2 separate regions of the Homo sapiens genome follow, and region 2 is linked to region 1. A link is an interaction called in ENCODE POLR2A ChIA-PET data of the cell type or tissue named here. Cell type or tissue: OCI-LY7. All regions are shown on one strand. Links, peaks and the distances in the headings refer to the core of each region. The heading gives the core; the rest is flanking DNA.

Evidence for each region. ChIA-PET counts read pairs that join two places held together with the same protein. Peaks named below come from ENCODE experiments on the same cell type or tissue, not always from the same donor. Only the 100,000 strongest peaks of a DNase experiment are listed, where the experiment ranks them.
Region 2: POLR2A ChIA-PET joins it to region 1 with 5 read pairs; 2 of 35 experiments call an interaction of 5 or more read pairs at or near these places.

Annotation. Positions count from the first base shown.
Region 1 is chr3:72,090,208-72,095,423 of GRCh38, reverse strand. All of the region lies in intron 2 of LINC00877 (long intergenic non-protein coding RNA 877), which reads left to right. Among named protein-coding and RNA genes, the nearest start is that of LINC00877, 7.6 kb to the left of the region's middle. In OCI-LY7, for the core only: CTCF peaks have their summits at 2,173 and 2,375 (motif pointing right); DNase peaks (open chromatin) are centred at 1,273, 1,973 and 2,423; H3K4me3 peaks cover 1,189 bases; H3K27ac peaks cover 2,184 bases.
Region 2 is chr3:72,228,044-72,233,535 of GRCh38, reverse strand. No RefSeq gene overlaps it. Among named protein-coding and RNA genes, the nearest start is that of LINC00870, 80 kb to the right of the region's middle. In OCI-LY7, for the core only: CTCF peaks have their summits at 317 and 520; a DNase peak (open chromatin) is centred at 515.

The DNA of each region.
Region 1 (5,216 bases), core at 217-5,216:
CTGCGTTTTATTTTTTTTGTTTGTTTTGTTTTTTATTTTATTTCTTCTAAAAAAAAAAGGGGGGGGGGGGATACATGTGCAGAACATGCAGGTTGTTTCACAGGTATATGTGTGCCATGGTGGTTTGCTGCACCTGTTGACCTGTCCTCTAAGTTCCCTCCCCTCACCCTCCACCCCTCAACAGGCCCTAGTGTGTGCTATTTCCCTCTCTGTGTCCATGTGTTCTCAATGTTCAACTCCCACTTATGAGTGAGAATATGCAGTGTTTGGTTTTCTCTTCCTGTGTTAGTCTGCTGAGGATGATGGCTTCTAGCTTCATCCATGTCCCTGCAAAGGACATGATCTCATTCCTTTTTATATAACCTCATGTGGTTAGTGGCTATGGTATTCGACCGTGAAGTTCTGGAGCAGGGCTTTTCAAACTTGTGTGGATTCCGAGGTGGACGGATCACCTGAGGTTGGGAGCTCAAGACCAGCCTGACCAACATGGAGAAACTCCGTCTCTACTAAAAACAGAAAATAAATCGGGCGTGGTGGTGCATGCCTGTAATCCCAGCTCCTCGGGAGGCTGAGGCAGGAGAATCGCTTGAACCCGGGAGGCAGAGGTTGCAGTGAGCCGAGATTGTGCCATTGCACTCCAGCCTGGGCAACAAGGATGAAACTCTGTCTCAAAAAAAGAAAAAAAAAAGAAGAATCTGCATTTTAACACCAAGATTCCTATTCACACAGGTTTGAAAAGCCCTGCTCCAGGACTGCATAGTTCAATACCATAGCCATTAACCATAGGAGGTTATTTAGATTTAAATTAAATTAAAAATTCAGCTCCTCAGTTGCACTAGCGACATACATTTCAACTGCTCAATTGCCACGTGTCACTGGCTGGTGGCTACCATATTGGACAGTACAGATAGAGAATAGCCTGATCACTGCTGAAAGTTTATTGGACAGTACTGCTCCAGAACATTCTGGAGTGGTGTAATCCACCAGTCTTTTTTCCTGTGGATGCTGCAGGCATACAGACAGACAGTGCTACCCTCCCTGGATGGGACAAAATTAAGATACATTCAAGCAGGCACACAGGGGATGTATCTAGATTATTGATTTTCCGCTCATTTGAAATAAATCAAGGACATGGCCATGTCTTCCCAAGCCCTAAATAAGTGCAGTTTGTGGGGTCGGAAACAGATGAGTGGGGAAGAAAGGAGAGGAGAAATGCAAGAAGCAAGATCAATTTCAGGTGCTAGAACAGGATGCAAGAGGGTTAGCCCAGGCCCCCACACCTCTCTGTCAGTCTCAGCACTGCCTGCTAATCACAAGGCAGGAGAGCGCTTGGCAAGAAGATGAGATTGATTTGTTACTTCAGGTGCAAATATGAAAAGGGGGCATTTAGTCAGCTAAATAATAGCCAAGCTGTAGTGTGACAGGCTGGGGGCTTAGGTTGTTTTTCTTCTGCTTTGGGGTGGAGATGGCAGCAGAGAGTTCCACCCTTCTGCAAAACCTTGCCTGTTTTCTGGGAAGGCCAGGCGAGGTTTCCGCCTTGTGGACCGTTTAGTTGCAGTCAGAGGGATGTATAATGGGGCTAGAGCTGAACAATATGATAATGACAAGCCAGACCAGCAGTAGAGAGTGATGTATATTTTTCTTGGAAAGCTGCTGTCCATGTAGACAGCAGCTGACAGTAGGTGAGGGGCAGCAGTTAGTGGCAGATCATTTGCCTACTTGCACGCTACCCCTTGGGTGTGCTCCTTCCGAAATACTGTGGGTCAGGGCAGGGTGAAAAGGGTGAAAACTCAAAACAAGAGAATGCACCAACAAAATGTACCCTACTACACAGCAACATGCACCATTCAGTGCTGTTTACATCTTTTCAAACTTTCAGCTTTTAAGGCTCACTAATACTTCTACATAGTAAAGCTTTTTGCATTTTGAGGTGTTTTGTGGTTGCCTTATGGGGCTGGTCCTCATGACCGCCTCTGGAGGAAGTCAGAGCAAATTTTGCCATCCCTTTAGACGTGAATAAAGCCCAGAATGGTTAAGTGAGTTCCAGAGTCACACTGATCGTGAGTTGAAGACGTAAAACAATCATTCCGTTATTTGTTTATTCATAACTATTTACTGAGAGCCCTACTAAGTGCCCAGCCCTGGGGATGCTTCTGTAATGTCTCTGTTTTCATGGAACTTGGAGCTTGGATTCTAAAGAGGCTGATAGAAAAAAAAAGTAAACAAATGAAAGAACCACCAGTTACAGTAAATGCTACAAAGGGAAGACAAACTAAGAGAATGCTGAGAGAAAAACAGGGAGAGGAATGGGGCAACTTGGAGAGGTTGGTTTGCAAAGGCTTCTCTGAAAAGGACATGTTTATGCTGAAACTTGAAGAATGAGATGTAACAAGAGCGGGAGGACATTTCCGGCAGAGGGAGCTGTATAAGTAAAGGCAGATGATTGGAAGAGCACACAGCCTACGTGGGCCACGCAAGGAGATGGGTGTAGCTGGTGCCCATGAGAGGCAGAGAGCATGGTTTGAGATAAGAGCACGGTAAGGGCCTCCCACCTCCCTCGCCCCCAATGTATCCCTATGTCCAAGGGGAATTTTGTCTTCACCTTTCAGTTCCTCCTCCTCGTGGCCCTCTAATGAGGGTCAGTTCAGCCAGCCCATTCCAAGACTTCGTGCTGTGGCATCAGGAGGTCTGGGAAGGGGGATGAAGAAGAGAGACAGGTCTGGGAAGGGGGAAGGAAGACAAATAGGTTTCAAAGACAGGGACCCTGAAGCCTGAATGTCTGCAAAAGCTGGAGTAGAAAGTTGAAAATGAAGAATTGAGAAAGAGCAAGGGGTCAGAGTTTCCAGGGCCGCTGCCAGCCACAGAAAGAAGGCCGGTCGGGTGGACGGGAGCCTCTTCAGTCTCCTTCAGAGATAACTTAAGGCTTTGTCTCTGTGCTTCTTCTGACAGGCTATTGCTTAAAGACTGAATGACATGGACCCCAGAGTTTATGTGAGTTACTGTAAAAATCAGGGCTTCACTCCCAACTGAGAGCCTTGCAGAGTGAGGAGTTTCTCTAGAGACCATCTGATAAATGCGGGCTCCCACACGCAGAGATGTGAGCTAGAGCCGTGCAGCAAATAATATATATTATTTTCTTCTCCGCTTAAGGTCCAAATTGTCTGGTGTAACATCTTTGGTGACCATTCCATTTGGGAATCCTAGCTTACTGGATGGAGCTGTGTGCGTTGTGAGGTTGGCCCTTGTTGTGCCTGAGCTTAGAAGAAGGAATAGCAGGGGTAGTAATCATTATGATAAGCACTTCTTGAGCACTCACTACATGTCAGGCACCATTCTGAGCATATCACATGCACGGGTTCTTTTAATGTGCATAACAACCCCACAGGATTAGTAGGTGCCATTTACATCCCCATTTTACAGATAAGAAAACCAGGGCACAGGGTCTCAGAGTTAGCAGGTGGCATTGCTGAGATTGGAAATCAGATAGTTTGGCTCCAGAGCTCCTGCTCTTTAGCACTGTGGAGGTGACTTGAGAGATGCCCTAAGTTCCAGCCCAACCACAGATACCACCCCCATTGGCCATAGTACATGACTAAATGTGACAATTACTTATTCAGCATTTATTAAAAGCACAGTATTGTCCTAAGCACTTTACATGTAGTATCCCAGTGCATCTCCTTATCAACTCTTTTAGATAGGTACTGTTATTCTTCATCTTTTACAGAGGAACAAATTGAGGCTCAAATCAATAAGTAACTTGGTAAGAGTCTCCCACTTAAAACATTGGTAAAGTTGAAATCCAAATCTAAGCATCCAACCCCAGAGCCCAAGCTCTCAACTAACCCTGGTCACTTTTTTGAGTAAGGACTTTGTATCTCTCAAATGCCCCCTATTAAAATGAACCTCAGCCATGTGGGAGCAGTGTGATATTTTTTTTCCTGCCCCTAAAGCATGTTGAAGATTTGGGGACAAGTTTTATTGAAACTCCCCAAGGCACTAGCTTTCACCCTTGGTGGTAATTTTCTAGTGACTGCAGATGCCTCATTAAACGAGTTCAGGCACACTGATCTCCTTAATTCAGTTTCTTCCAACTCCCATCTTCATTCTGCCCTTGTCTTTGAACTCCTCATGCTTTGTCTCAGTGATCTCCTCCACTACCAGCTGTTAACATCTTCTGTATTGGGATGAATCCCTGACACACAACTTCAGCCCAGACCTGGCTCCAAATCTCTATGTCCTTCATTCCACCTGCTCCAAGACCTAGGCACCTGGATTTTCCCTAGTGTAGCTGAGGCTGGCGTGCCCCACCCAGATCCCACGGGGTCTTTTTTCTACCCCCATTTCCAAGCCACTGCCTGCATTGCTGCAGGTAAAGGCTCACATCTGCAGCCTTCTCCTGAGGCTTGCCCTTGAGGAATGGGAGCAGCCTCACCCAGACTCGTACTCCCCACCTTCACCTGACCTCAGATACTGATAGTGTCTGTTCCAAGAATCTAGTGCAACTTCCTTAGACTAGCAATCAATACCTCCTGCACCTGGCAATAACCTCGCTGTCAAATCTTCACTCCTGCTCAGCTGCAGAGCAGCTCCTCGGCCCTTAAGAGTTCCTCTGCCTTCTGGCCTTCTTGCCTTTGCTCACTCTGCTTCTGTTTGGAATGTCATCCGCCCTGCTTCCAACTGTCAAAATTCTACACATCCTCTGAAGGCTAGTGACACTGCGCTTCTGCCCATGAGGCATTCCCAAATTGTGCTTGCCCTTGCAATGTGGGTTATTGCTAGTTATGCATGGGTCTCTAGTCAGCATGGTTTGTATTATAAAAGGTCAAGAATGAATCTGATTCTCTCACCTATCTCTAGTTAAGGGTTCAAATGTGTACCCACCAAAGGGTACTGAAGTCTTAACCTTCAGTACCTGTATGACTTTATTCAGAAATAGGGTCATTGCAGATGTAATCAAGTTAAAATGAGGTCATTAGGGTGAGCCCTAATCCAAGAGAAGAGAGACAGACACAGACTGGCACAGAAGGAAGATGATGTGAAGACACACAGGGAGAACACAGAAGCAGAGATTGCAGTGACGATGCTCGCATGAGCCAAGGAACTCCAGATCTGCTGGCAAAACCAGAAGCTCAGAAAAAGGCATGGAGCAGATCTCCCCTAGAGCCTTCAGAAAGAGCACAGCCCTGCTGACTCCCTGGTTCCAGACTTCCAGCCTC
Region 2 (5,492 bases), core at 288-5,287, 140 kb before region 1:
AATGTTGCATTTTCCAAGACCACTATGGCCTGCCACGCCCCCCATCCTGTGCCCATATAAACCCAAGAGACCTTAAGTGGACACACACACAAGTGACTGGATGTCGAGAGGAACAGAGGAGCGGAAGAGCATACTAACAGACACCAGCAGATGCTGGCAGGCCATTGATGGCGGGAGGACATGGAATTCAGCAGGGGGTGGTCGGAGGAAAGTCTAACTGCTGGGAGGTCCAACTCCAGGAGAAGACCACCTTCCCACTCCATCCCCTTTCTGGCTCCCCATCCATCTGCTGAGAGCTACTTCCACCACTCAATAAAACCTTGCACCCATCCCCAAGCCCACATGTGATCTGATTTTTCTGGTACACTAGAGCAAGACCTGGGATACAGAAAGCCCTCTGTCCTTGTGATAAGGCAGAGGGTCTAATTGAGCTGATTAACACGAGCCACCTGCAGAGGGCAAAGCTGAAAGAGCGCACTTTAACACCCACCCATTGGGGCTTTGGGAGCTGTAAACAACCCTAGACGCTGCTGTTGGGTTAAAGCCCAAAAACGCTCCCCACGACCTGCCCATCTGCATGCTCCCCCTAGGGGTTTGAGCAGTGGGGCACTGAAGAAGAGAGCCACAGCCCTGTCGCACATGTCCTGCCAGGGTGATAAGGGAACTTCTCCCATTTCACTAACAGGCACAGTGAGGGAGTGAGGAAGTGAAGAGGGAAGGGAGGGAATCAATACAGAGTGAGTTAATGAGCAGGTGACTGCTGGGGGCAATGGGCTCAATCCCATGGGGGACCTCTGGGACACCGCACAGGACACAGCACGGAGCAGTGAGGAAGCTGAGGCACAGATCCACCAACTCCACCTCGATCCCTGCTCCAGATATGGCCTTAGGCAGAGATGGGGAAGCCTCTTAGGGCTTCTGCCTCTGGGGGCCTCTGGGGTGGGGCCCTGCTGCAGACCTGACAATAATTAGGCCCAGCCGCTTAGGAAGAAGCAGTTCTCTATGGGCAATGACCTAGTTTACCAGCATTCTTTGCTTTGAGGGGTGGAGCCCCTGCCTGCTTTAGCCAACATTTTCCTGCTGTTCTTGAGAAGGCATCTTTCTCAGAGCCTCATGAAGTGGAGGGTCAGCAGCATGGGCAGGATTTAGGGATGCATCATGTCCAGCTAGATCTTTGCATATGATAGACTCCCGATCCCAGCCAGCATTTCAGCAGGCAGGTGAAAGACCGGGAGAGCCTGGAGGACAGGCATCGAGTCTGCCTCAGCTCCTCACATATGCACGTGTTCAATCAGTGTCTGTGGCTGTTAAATTCTAAAGTAGAGGCAAAGAGGAGGGAAGACAGTGGCATATAGTAGGGAGGAACCTGAGTACATCCTTCAAGCACCACTCGTTACCAAGACTTCATCCTGTCCCTTAGGCTAAGCTCCTGGTAAGTGTCCCAGCCCAGAGGTGAGGCAACACTGAAGCCCTGTCATCCTGCCATCGTGAAACAGCCCGTGTTTATCAAATGCTTGCTGTGAGTGTCTCTCAGTCCTGTTGCTTTATGTCTTCAGCGTTATCAGCAGCCGCATTGCCATTTTAAAGATGAGGAAATGACGCCCAGGGAGGAGGATGAGCTTGTCCATGGTTGGACAGCAGAGGTGGGATTTGAACCCATATCTACCTGATATCAAAGCCAGGGATCCACCCACCCAGGCTATATTTTGGAGAGGAGGCAGATAGGAGATGAGGAAGCAGTTTGGGGCCAAGGGGTGAAGAGAGGAGAAGAGGGCTGGGCAGCAACAAGGTGCTTCTCTCAAGAGCCTTGTGTTGCCAGAACTTAGTCCAGTGTTTCTGGCCAAGCCGTGAGCTCATCTCATGTGAGGATTAGAAGCCAAGGCCGGTGAGGGTCATGTTCATCACTGGCTGAGACGAATCCACTGTGGGTCAAAGGACCTATTGTTGGTGAGGGGCACATGAGTCATGAGCCTGACAGACTGGCCAACGCTTCTAGCTATTCTCTTGAAAGAACTCCTACTCTGCAGAGGAGATAAAGGGTCCTTGGTCAAGGATGAAGTCCTCCCAGAGACCCCAACCCTCTGTCCCCTGGTGCTCCTCAGCTCCTGCCCCTTGCCCTGCAATCCCCCTGATGGGGAACACAACTTCTTTCTCACTCCTCACAACCAGAGTCTGGAACTGGAAACTGTGTTGTCTGTCTGCCTCCCAAGGCTTCCCACGGTTCAGCCAGCCTCATTAAAAGAGGGGAACTGAGGTAAAGTGAAATAAAGCCCTCTCCATAAATGTTTCATTTTTATGAGGCCATTAGCACACTAATCTTCTATGGGGTTCTGCCAGCACCTCATATGCACAAGATTCTCAGCCAGATCCCAGGAAAGGGGCCAAGATGCAGGAATGAGTTCTTCCCTTCCCCTGATTTTGTAAGTGTGTGACTTGGGGAACTGAGATGTGATTGAGAGAGTGAAAGAAGGAGACAAGGCTACTGAAGGAAGTGGTGCTGTTGTGCAGGGAGTGAGGCAATGAGAAACTCCTGGGGGAGACAAGGCCCAGGGAGTTGGCACCAGGGTTGTGTTCTGAGTGGGAGAGCCTGCCAGATTGCACTCTTCATGCAAAGCTGCCAGGGCTGGCTGGCACACAAGACCCTGCTGTGGACAGAGGGGCAGTGACCCAAGAAAATGGGTAGAGGAGAAGGGAGCAAAAGTGGCATTTATTGAGCATTTACTAGGGCCAGACCATTTATATTCATATCTCATTTAATCTTCAAATAATGCTGGGAAGGATTAGCAGAGGTAGTAATAATAGTAGTAATAGAAGTAATGGTAGTAATAGAAATAGCTATCGTACTTCCTTAGTAAGCTAGGATGTGATAAGTATTTACCATGTACCTAGCACTGTGGTGTTCCTTTGATATGCATTTAATTGATCAGTTTTTCCCAGGACCCCATGAGAGGATTCTCTGGGTTTTTCAGATAAACCCAGAACAACCAATCAACCTGAGTGCACTCTACTTTCCTATGACAACTCCAATAGTGCAGCATTTTAGAGAGGAGAAAACTGAGGTGCTACAAGGTTAAATGCCTTGTCCAGTGCTCCACAGGACAACCAGGGTTTGAAGTGAGGACACCTGACTGGGTGCAGAGTCCCATCATATCCACGCTGCCTACTCATTTAGAGGAGGCGCTGCCTCATTAAAAGCTGGCACTATCACACCACTGTTATAAACATCACTGACCCTGTGGTGCTGGGGTTAGCAAATATTTCCTGTAAAGGGCCAGATATTAAAGAGTTGAGACTTGAGGGCTGCATGGTCTACTGCACTGTGCCTTGTGTAGCAAGAACAGCCGTGGGCAACACAGAAGTAAACAGATATAGGAATATCCAATAAAACTTCATTTATGAAGGCAGGTGGCCAACATGTAGGGTTGCCAAATCCAATATTTTATTTGGTAAATCTGGCAACCTTAGGTGAGCCTGATCTGACTGTGGGCCATGGTTTTCCAACTTTTCATCTAGCGAGTGTCTCTTTGTGTGTGTGTGTGTGTGCGCGCATGTGTGTGTGTGTGTGTGTGTGTGTGTTTTGCAATTTACAACTATTCCCCTAGTACCCAGAAAACATCAATAAGGAAAGAGTTATCCCCACTTAACAGATATGAACTCAGGCTCACAGGGATTAAAGAACTTGCCCATTGACATTCAAGTGCAGAACTAGGTTTTGAATAGGTGACAGGTGCATTTGACTCTGCAGCCTCAAACAGTGGATTGTACCTAAACGACTTGAGACTCTTACACAAACAGCCCAAACTCCCAGCCACCTCATGGAATTTAGACAGAAAGGAAAGACCGTCCCTGCTTCAGCCCTCATTCTTCTACCTCTGAATCCAGGCTTCTATGTGATTTCACCTAGATTAATGGAGAAAGAGAGGCAGAGGATGAGGAGCATGCAGGGGGACTCGTTGGGGCTCCATACTTTCTGGTGACAGCTCTGAGCACTTGGCCTAGTTGCGACTTCTTTGTAGAGCATGTGGTAATAATTATTTATTTCTCTTCTAAGCTGACTTTGTGGACTCCAACAAGGCTAATGCAGCAGAAGAATTACTAGGGGCTCAAGAACCCTGAAGCTGAATGGGTCTAGGGCAGTGGTTTTCAACCGGGGGGAGAGAGGGTGACCTGCTCCCCAGGGGACATTTGGCAATGTCTAGAGACATTTTTGGTTGTCACGGTTCAGGGTGGTATGCTACTAGCATCTCATGAGTAGAGTCCAGGGATGCTGCTCAACATCCTACAATGCACAGGGCAGCTCTGCATAACAAGGAATTATTTGGCAAAGATGTTAATAATGCTGAGGTTGAGAAACCCTGATCTACAGTGAATCCATTGATGTAATGGTTCTGCTTTGGATGTACTTGCTCCCTGTCTTAGTCCATTTGTGATGCTATAACAAAGTAATATAGGCTAGGTAATTTAATGATAGAAATTTATTGTTAACACTTCTGGAGGCTTGGAAGTAGAAATTAAGGCACCAACAGGCTTGGTGTCTGGTGATAGCTCTCTGCTTCCAAGATGGCACCCTGAGTACTGCTTCCTCCAGAAGGAAGAATGCTGTGTCTTCACATGGTGGGAGAGATGCAAGAAACAGACTTGCTCTCTCCAGCTATTTTACAAGACACTAAACTTATCCATCATGACCTAATCACCTCCTAAAGGCGGTGATACTGTTAAATCAGTATCACCTTGATGATTTAGTTTCAACATGTAAGATTTGGGGAGTGCATGCCCACCATAGCACCCCTCTCCTTTGATTCTAGCTCCTCTGCATCATATTCCTGCCCTGTTTTTTGGAGGTGGGGGGTATAGGGGGTTGACCAGTGAAGGTTCTTCAGGGCAAGGACCTCTAGTTGTTCCTTCCTTCTTCCCTGTTCTCTACAAAGGGTACATTTCCCTCCTCACCAGAAACCTCACCTGTATTTGGCAAACTTGCTGTCTCAATCAGAGTCTAGGTAGAAATACCCCTTCAAGTATTTACAACACAGGGAATTGAACATGGAGAATTGGGGGAGTTAAGAAAGCAGGGGATAGACCATGCCACTCTTAGGCTGTAGAGACTAGGGGAGGAAGTGGGGTTATGTCACCAGATTCCAGTGGCCAGGGTCACCTAGAACTCAGGGTTCACAGCGGGCTGTGCAGTAGCAGTTGGAGCATGAAGTGTTGCTGCAGAATGGATGGATGTGCAGGGAGAAATCCTCCGACTTCTCTCTTCGTCCTGCCACCAGTTTCCCACCAACACCTCCAGTTGAACAAAGGCAGCTAGAAGACAGCTCACCCAGGAACCTGGGAGATGCAGCCCCCAGAGTTAGCTTCCTTGATATACAAAGCAGAGCTGGGGGAGGGTGGGAAATGGATGTGAGGACAACAGGACTGGCCTACTTACTTCTCTTGCTAGAAGGACCCTGGGATGCCTTTAGACTTTCTGGAGAGAGGGAGCTTGAATTAAG